2 separate regions of the Homo sapiens genome follow, and region 1 is linked to region 2. A link is a loop called in an ENCODE intact Hi-C map of the cell type or tissue named here. Cell type or tissue: tibial artery. All regions are shown on one strand. Each heading gives the region's core, and the rest is flanking DNA. Links, peaks and the distances in the headings are about the cores only. Region 1 overlaps LOC105369812 (a long non-coding RNA gene). Region 2 has its middle 77 kb from the start of LINC02420.

Region 1 (4,399 bases), core at 259-4,258, 50 kb before region 2:
CATGAGAGGCTGGGATTTCCAACAGAAAGATGCTAGGAAGACAGAAGAGTTGCTTATGCCCTAAGATCAAGATCTGTGTAGAGTGTCCCCTCAACCACCCAAATCACAACCTCCCCATATAAGGCCTAATCGGATGTTTTTTGTTGTTGCTTTTGTTTTTGTTTTTTGTTGTTTTGTTTTGTTTTGTTTTGTTTTAGATGGAGTCTCACTCTGTTGCCATGCTGGAGTGCAGTGGTGCGATCTTGGCTCACTGCAACCCCCACCTCCCAGGTTCAAGCAATTATCCTGCCTCAGCCTCCCGAGTAGGTGGTATTACAGCCACGTGCCACCATGCCCAGCTAATTTTTGTGTTTTTAGTGGAGACGGGATTTCATCATGTTGGCCAGGCTGGTCTCAAGCTCTTGACCTCGTGATCCACCCGCTTCGGCCTCCCAAAGTGCTGGGATTACAGGCGTGAGCCACCTCGCCCAGCCCTAATCATATGTTTTTAAGCAAAAGGCCTAAAAAGCTTCCTCCTAGGTTCTGTTCAAAACTGAAACAAAACAAAGCAAAAAATAAAAATAATAATAATAATGATTGAGGAAGCCATGAGATTCCAGGCACTATATTAAGTTTAAAGGCTTCCAAATGTTCAACTTCTAATGAATGATTCACTTCACCTCAATGCCTCTGTTTTAGCAAAAAGCACCTGTTCTTTAAAACAGATTTACCTCTTCAGCTGAGATAGAAATTCTAAGATAGAATAATTTAAGAGCTAGAAAGGGCCAAATAACAGTTTTCATCAGGGAAATAAAACAATGTCCATTCTCTGGATTGGATACAACCCAAGAAAAGCCATTACCCAGCAGTGACATATGAAATATCTGCTTTGATTTCATGTGGGAGATTATTTAGCAATGTCAAGACAAAACATGCCAATTCCTGGCAGTTGTCAAAATGCCATTCCTAGTGTAACCCTGACAAAAAAAAATCCACTCCCTCTGCAAATGTCACCAAGCTTCTGATGGAAAATGGATATATTTGCCAGTTTGGGAGAATAAAGAAAAGACTGGAAGGAAGAAAAAGTTTCCCTTTAGGAGGAAACTAGAAGGAAAAGGAGGGAGGAAGGAAGAAAGGGAAGGAGAAAAAAAAGGGAGAGAAGCAGGGAAGGAGGAAGGGTGACCTTTTAGTCTACCCTTCAGATTTATGCTAAAAGTTTGCCAGGTCAGAAAACAGGCTTTGGAATTAAGGGAGATATGAGACCAACGTCAGGCCCTGCCACTTAAGAGTTACCTACACTTGGTAACTTCACCTTCATTTGTCTCAGTGTCTTCACTGGAAAAATGAAAAATAATAGTACAATTAATAATGGTTAAAAGAAGCAACCTGGCCAGGCACGGTGGCTCACGCCTGTAATCCCAGCACTTTGGAAGTCTGAGGCGGGTGGATCACCTGAGGTCAGGAGTTCAAGACAGCCTGGCCAACGTGGCGAAACCCTGTCTCTATTAAAAATACAAAAATTAGCTGGGCATGGTGGCGTGCACCTGTAATGCCAGCTGTTAGGGAGGTGGAGGCAGGAGAATCACTTGAACCCAGGAGGCAGAGATTGCAGTGAGCCAACATTGCTCCATTGCACTCCAGCCTGGACGACAAGAGCAAAACTCCATTTCAAAAACAAAAATGAAGTAACCCATGTGCAGTGCTGAGCCTGGTGCCAATCTGTAGAGAGCACAATACATAAGATCTGGTATTATAGGCCTACGGAAACAATGTATCCTGGTGCTCCATGGAAAACATTTTCTTTATTTAAATTCATCGACTTAAAAACACCTAGACAGAAATTATGAATAGGCTATGCCTCTTTATTTCATAGGCAGAATGGCAAGTTTTGAATAAAAGTATGCTCTTGTTTGACACATGGAAAATAGGAAAAGGCATCTGAAGAATCTTCACATTATCAAGCCTGAACCTTCGCAGAACACTAGAGGTCCCTCTTGGCACTGAATCCTCCAGCCCCGATGATGCAGAATTCAGAGTGACAATTTTCTGCCTCAGCCCCACTAGATGTCTCTTCAATAAAGTTCTAATACAGTTAGTGCCCTGGCATTGATTCGATGCCTGGGAACCATTACATAGAAAGAACATAGTTTTAAATAATCAAACCATTTTCCTAAATGTGCATACATTCTAGAAGCCACCCTCCACTGCCACACACATAATTCAAACTGAAGATGTCTTTTGTTTTCCAGAACCATTGCCTGATATTAAGATGATATCAGGGAAAGGGAGCAAAGGTGACAAGGAAGTTGTTTCGATTAATTGGGAACCATAGATCGTACTTGGAAGCCATGGGGGAGATGCCCTCCACGAAATTAAAAATGAAGTTACTCTCTCAGAGTTAAATCACCAAATCAATGGGAGTGCTAGCAATGTGGCTTTAATGGCCCAGGTTCCAGTAAGCAGAAAAGTCAGACTTCTGTCTTCTACATAGCCAACTTCCTCAAAACACGAAAGAAGAGAATGCCTTTCTGAAGGAAGGCAATTTCTTCTAGTTGCATCTAATCAAAACTTTATTGTGTTTCTATTGCCTGCTGTTTTCCTAAGAAACGTTGAATTACTGGGATGATACCTGATTCTCACCAGCTACCAGAACCACCTCCTTAGTTTTCAGGGAGTGTTTTTTGACACAAACCACTTCAACAGCATTGCAGCAGCTAGTTTAAAAGGCAATATTTTGTCTTGTGTTTAATAAGCTTAAAAACTCACAAGCCCACCTAGCATTTCTAACCAGCATTTATCCATTTGTCTGAATGGATCGAAGATTGCCTCATGGGCATAATAACTGACTTTAGGCATAATGGTTGTGATGCCTGGCACAGTGGGGTATTCTGTTAGGGGAGCGAGAGAGCTGTGGACAGGGAAATCACGTAGCTTGGGAAGCCTCAAACTACAAAGATATAGTAGCAGGTATGGGCAAGGCACAGAGAAGCTGAAAGTGGGGTGCATGCGAGACCACAACATAGGCTGGTATTGTGTTTAAGAAATTTCAATGTAAATGTCTTTAGGCAGGGGATTCACCCGAGTTAGCCACCATTTCCACCATATTCCATTGCTTCCTATTGTCTTAGGCCTGGGGTAATTTGATAACCTCGAACATCTGGCCCCTTTGGCCTGAGTCAGAGCTGTTTTTTCAGGGAGGGTTTGCTAGAAAGTAAATGATTGGGACAATTAGAGAGATTAGAATAAGATCTATAGATTTAGATAACACTATCATAACAAGTCTAATTTACTAATTTTGATCATTGTACTGTGATTATGTAAGAAAATAGTTATTTTTAGGAAATTAACTCAAGTATATGAGAGCAAAGGCATAAAGATAAAAATAACTACAGATGACAATGTCTCATTCCAGATCTGCCATATAAGGATTTCTAGAAGTGAGGCCCTGAAACCTGCATTTACCATGATCCCCAGGGAATTCCCGTGCACCTTCAAGACTGAGAGGCCCGGATCTGTAACACCTGCTGAAGAATGACACCCATTTACGAGATAAAGAAAACACTGTTCTTTGCTGCTCCCCTGGTTACCCTCAAAAGCCAGAAAGAAGGGAGGATGAAGAGAAAGTCAGCCTCTGCAGACATAGCTGTCATTTGTAACTGCTGCTGTTTCCCAGTCAGCTTAAATGGAAAATGGACTGCTCTTACACCAACGTCACTTAAGTCCATCACGGCAGTACTCCAGGTCCTCCTTTCCCATGTATTGCCTGAGTGGGGCACATTGCCCCCTGACAGACACAGGATGCTGCCCCCAGGCCAACACTTAGAGCTAGAACAGCGACGCTCATCACAGAGCTAGAATTGCAAGCTCAGTCAGGTACAGGGAGTGTTGTGCCTGATTGCAAAAAACTGACTCAGCCTTTCAGTAAAAGTGCCTTAGGGAATGGAACTAGATTGTCCTGTGACAAACCAATGAACACATCTGCTTGTCTCAAAATATGTGAAGCAGAACCAAGCTTCCAGTGCTGAACACAGGACTGCTCTAGTCACCAGGCAGCATCCTTTCCCAAAGAAGGTTTCATAGAACACTAGCCTAGTAGATGATCTTGGCAAAAAGGAACCCATAACTAAGTAAGTTCTGGAAACGCTGTATTTTGTTTCTCCCCTCTTGGAAACTGAAGATGCACATTAACATATTAAGTGCTCTGAAAAGTCACGCACTGAAGAAAAAACCAGTATGACTCTTGTTTAGCTCAGTATTTCCTGAATATGTTCTTTGATGAGACTCCTTTTTCATTGAGTGCCTATTAATATTTTCTAGAATAAGGTTTTAAAGAAAAAAACTGAGGAAACGTTATAGAGGAGAATTTATATTCAAAGGGGAAGTCATTTAGTTCCATAAATGGAACGTTAATTGGAGAAAG
Region 2 (4,399 bases), core at 277-4,276:
AATATGTTCTTCAATATTTTAACAAAATGTCTCTCAAAATTTTGTTTTGTTTTGAGATGGAGTCTCACTCTGTCGCCCAGGCTGGAGTGCAGTGGCTTGATCTCGGCTCACTGCAACCTCTGCCTCCCGGGTTCAAGCAACTTTCCTGCCTCAGCCTCCCGAGTAGCTGGGATTATAGGCGCCTGCCACCACACCTCTCTAATTTTTGTATTTTTAGTAAAGACAAGGTTTCACCATGTTGACCAGGCTGGTCTCGAACTCCTGACCTCAGGCGATCTGCCCGCCTCAGCCTCCCAAAGTGCTGGGATTACAAGTGTGAGCCATCGCACCCGGCCGTCTCTCAATGTTTTTAACTAGCAGCACATGTGTACCTCAGCTGTGAGTTCTGCAATGTCTCATATCCTATGTACATGTTATTTGCATCTAAAAAATTAACATGACCTTATTATAGAAGATAATTTTACCCAAGGGAGACACACAAGACCTGGCACTAGATTGTCTATGGTATTTCCCCATCATGTAATTACTCAGTGCTTTTTAAAAAGTGTTATGTGCTCTGCAGAAAGATGATCCCACCACAATATATTAGCTCTCTTCTAGACACATATGTAATCACCCAAGGTTCATCTTGCCAACTGCTCAGAAGAGCCAATGCACCAAGGACAGTGGGTTTTTGCAACAGAGTGTTTAATAAATGCAGAGCCAGCTAAGCAAGAGGACAGGAGGTTATTATCACTCAAATCAGCTCCCTGAAAATTTGGACGCTAGGGATTTTTAATGATAGCTTGGCAGGCAGAGGCCTAGGAAATGGGGAATGCTGATTGGTTGGGTCAGGGATGAAATCACGCAGTGGGGGGTCGAAGCTGTCTTCTTGTCCTGAGTCAATTTCTGGGTGGGGCCCACAAGACCAGATGAAGCAATTTATTGGTCTAAGTGGCACCAGCTGGTCCGTCAGAATGCAGGATCTGAAAAATACCTCGAACACCAATCTTAGATTTTACAATAGTGATGTTATCCAGCTGGGAGGTTAGGAATCTTGTGGCCTCTGGCTGCATGACTCCCGAGTCATAATTTCTAATCTTGTGGCTAATTGGTTAGTTTTACAAAGGCAGTCTGATGTACAAACAAGGAAGGAGTTTGTATCCTTTGTTTCTAAATTGAACTATAACTAAATTCTTCCCATAGTTAGCCTACTCCCAGGAATGAACAAGGGCAGCTTAGGGTTAAAAGCAAGAGGAAATCAGTTAGGTCAGATTTCTTTTATTGTCATAATTTTCCTAAATCAGGTTTTTCTCTTTCATAATTTTTGCAAAGGCAGTTTCACACAGACCTGATTAAAAGCTCAGAAACATGGTTTCTAAAAATACAAGGCTAGAACTAGACTTGAATTCTAGGTCTGTCACTCCCTACCTAGTAACTTGACTTCTCTTGCTTTAGGTTTCATCGCCTGCAAAATGGGTTGATGAGGAGATTAAGTAAAATAATGTATGCAAAACTTATATCATGTAATAAATAGATGCTCAGTAAATACCAACACTACCTTACTCAATATCCCGTATATGATAATGGCTTAATAAATAGTCATTCATTTAATTGGAAATACAGTTCCAAAGATGTTTTTACTAGTTCTGCAAATGAGGAATATTATTTCTAGTAGTAGTTATGGTTCAGTCAACAACAGGATATGTTCTGGGCAAAATTTCCAATAAGCCAAATTGGCCCTGGTGCCTTCTTTGCTATTGCATGCTCCTTGTACACAGCTTGGCACTTTTCTCTCTGGCCCCCTCAAAGACGCTCCAGAAATGCTGCCCTGTGTTGTCTCGCATTATAACCTCCAAGAAGCCTTAGAGTCCCCAGAAAGCAATCTGGTTGAAAATCAATTCTTATCTGGCAATGACTGTCTAACCCACCCAGAAATATGTGCATTTTAAAAAGAAGCCCAGGATGATAATTCAAACAAAGAACAAATGGGCAGAATTTCAGGCAGCCATCGAACAGAAGACTTTTTTTGCATGGGAGAGGCATCTGGGGACAAGGACAGGTTAGGACTGGGACCTCCTAAATTATAGCATTTAGGCTGCTCATGGGGCTTTGACTACCCAATGAGCAAAGTGCACTCGTGAGTATGGCTTCCTCTGTGGAAGGAAGGGGTTAATACTCTAGGGACCTTTTCTTCTGGAGACCCATTGGCTGTATGTTTTTCTCCCCCAGCACCACAACTGTATAAGAAATGCCAGTTGAAAGTATGAAAATCAAAGTTTCATCCCACAGAAAAATTTAAATACTGTAACTTCAATAGCATTTTTGTCCTAAAGTGGGAATTTGTGATAAGAGAACATTTTTCTTCAGATAAGAAATTACTGAATTCCAAAAGTAATTTCACTTCCAGAAAAGATAAAAATAATAACTTCCAGAAATGAAGAATTCCTTGCATTATAATCATAAATGCTTATAGATGATTAAAAAGAATAGGATAGGCCCAGAATGGTGAAATCCACAAATAATCCCTGGATTTTACTGTTTGTCATCTTTTTCAACCTATCTTACCTCAAATATTTTTATAAAAAATGTTAATAAGCAAGAAAGTCAACCAGTTTTACAAATCCTAGCACACAATACCCCCCAAATAAATTATGATGGTAGCAACAGTGGTGGAGAAGTTAATGAGGACGGGAAAAGTGTAAATAGGGCAAGGGGTACCTCTATTAACTAAATGACTTCTGAATCGTCATTTACAATTTTGCCTAAAATAAAATCCCTGACCTTGGCTTTGATAGTGCAGGAAATAGTATTTTCACACCAATGCTGTAGGAGTATATATTACCATTTACAAAGCTATCATTTCTTTTTGTTTATCTTGTCTCAAATGATTTTTTTCCTTTCATTTCTTATAGCTCAAAGCAGAGAATGATGGAAACGATGGGAACACTTCCCCCAAAAGTACCAGCAGACCTTGGCTGAGACCTGTCTCTTTAGATGAAGTTAGGTGAGGATATTAGGGGAAACTAGAACCTGTTCTTATCTTCTTGAAATATCACTTGCAGAAAATAAGCATTAACTCCACTGAAGCACAGTGAGAATTTTTCCTCAAAGCCTCTTCACACCCTGCCTTAATTATGGCCTCACTGATGCTCTCTGGGAAAAAGTGTTTTGGAGTAATTAGAACTGCCAACATCAATAGTGCCACCAGAAATGCTGGTGCCAGACCCCCCAGGTGGTTTGCATGTCAAGAATGGCCTCCCAGATAGCTTCTTCTCCTAGAAATGTAAATAAACACAGCTGGTTCTCTTTCACACTTGAGATAAGCCAAGAGCTCTGAGTCCAAATCCTCACCTCCCTGTGGGTGGAGACCACCTCACCTGGCCAGAACAGTCCCAGGCCTCTCCAAGACCATTCCCCCTTGGCTGCTGTTCTCAAAGTTTTGCCCCTGGCTGCTTTACCACTCCTGACTTAATGTAAGGTCAAATCTTACATTCATTCTCATTCATTTTATCAGTGAGTCTTTATTCCTCAGATACCTCCATTCTCTTTTCCTTGTTACATAACCAGTACTTTAGAGAAATACAGAGTAGCTGGGTTGAACATCTTGCCCACAGGGAGTTACTGAAGCTCTAGGAGTGATGAAGTCTTCTTGCTTTTGTTACTCTCGAGGTTGCCTCACCTTTTCCCCCTTTTCACTTTTCCAATGCCTCTTCAACTAGTTTCCATAATAAATGCCCTCTACTGCCTGGCATGGGTTCTGTTTTCCAGACTGGATGCTGACCATTGCAAATAAGCCTCAGCAATGGTTGAGTTCTCCAGGTTTTTGCTGATGTTGAAGAACAAATGATGGGTTCAGGACACACCACACCAAAATATGACTGCGGGAGATCAGAATATGCCACCCTAAAATGTGCCTTTTTGGCATATTGATTATTTTGAGCTGGTTATTCTGAGAAACTGCAGACACAGAATGTCTAAAAAGTTACCCTTTTTAAGAGAAATTTACATCAATAAAGAAAACTTCCATTTGTAATGGTGTTTCCCTCTCTGCACCAGAAAGAAAAAGACAACTAAATCTCGAGACTCAATCAATGGTGAAGGCATAACAAATCTTACTTTTGTTTAACCTGCTTTTCATGGCCATCTCCTCTTAATTTGGCCTTTCCTCCCAGCCTCCTGTAATTTGCCTCCACTCTTGTCCCCCAACCCCAAATCTCTATTCTTTTCTGTAGTTCCAGGTGACACATAAACCTTAATCATCTGACAACTTCTTTAGGTATCATACTTTTGTGGGACTCCCATGCACATAATTAAAATTGTTTTCTTCTGTTAATCCTATGTCAATTTAATTTCTACACCAGCAAGAACCTAGAAAGGTAGAAGGAGGCAATTTTTCCTCCCCTGCAATGGTTTTGCC

What was found. Peaks named below come from ENCODE experiments on the same cell type or tissue, not always from the same donor. Only the 100,000 strongest peaks of a DNase experiment are listed, where the experiment ranks them.
Region 1: it touches region 2 in a loop (1.9-fold over the local background); 45 of 110 quality-filtered maps call a loop at or near these places.

What each region holds. Positions count from the first base shown.
Region 1 is chr12:67,413,261-67,417,659 of GRCh38, reverse strand. All of the region lies in intron 1 of LOC105369812 (a long non-coding RNA gene), which reads right to left. Among named protein-coding and RNA genes, the nearest start is that of LINC02420, 27 kb to the left of the region's middle. In tibial artery, for the core only: no CTCF peak of the experiment used is centred there; no DNase peak of the experiment used is centred there; H3K27ac peaks cover 506 bases.
Region 2 is chr12:67,363,263-67,367,661 of GRCh38, reverse strand. No RefSeq gene overlaps it. Among named protein-coding and RNA genes, the nearest start is that of LINC02420, 77 kb to the left of the region's middle. In tibial artery, for the core only: no CTCF peak of the experiment used is centred there; no DNase peak of the experiment used is centred there.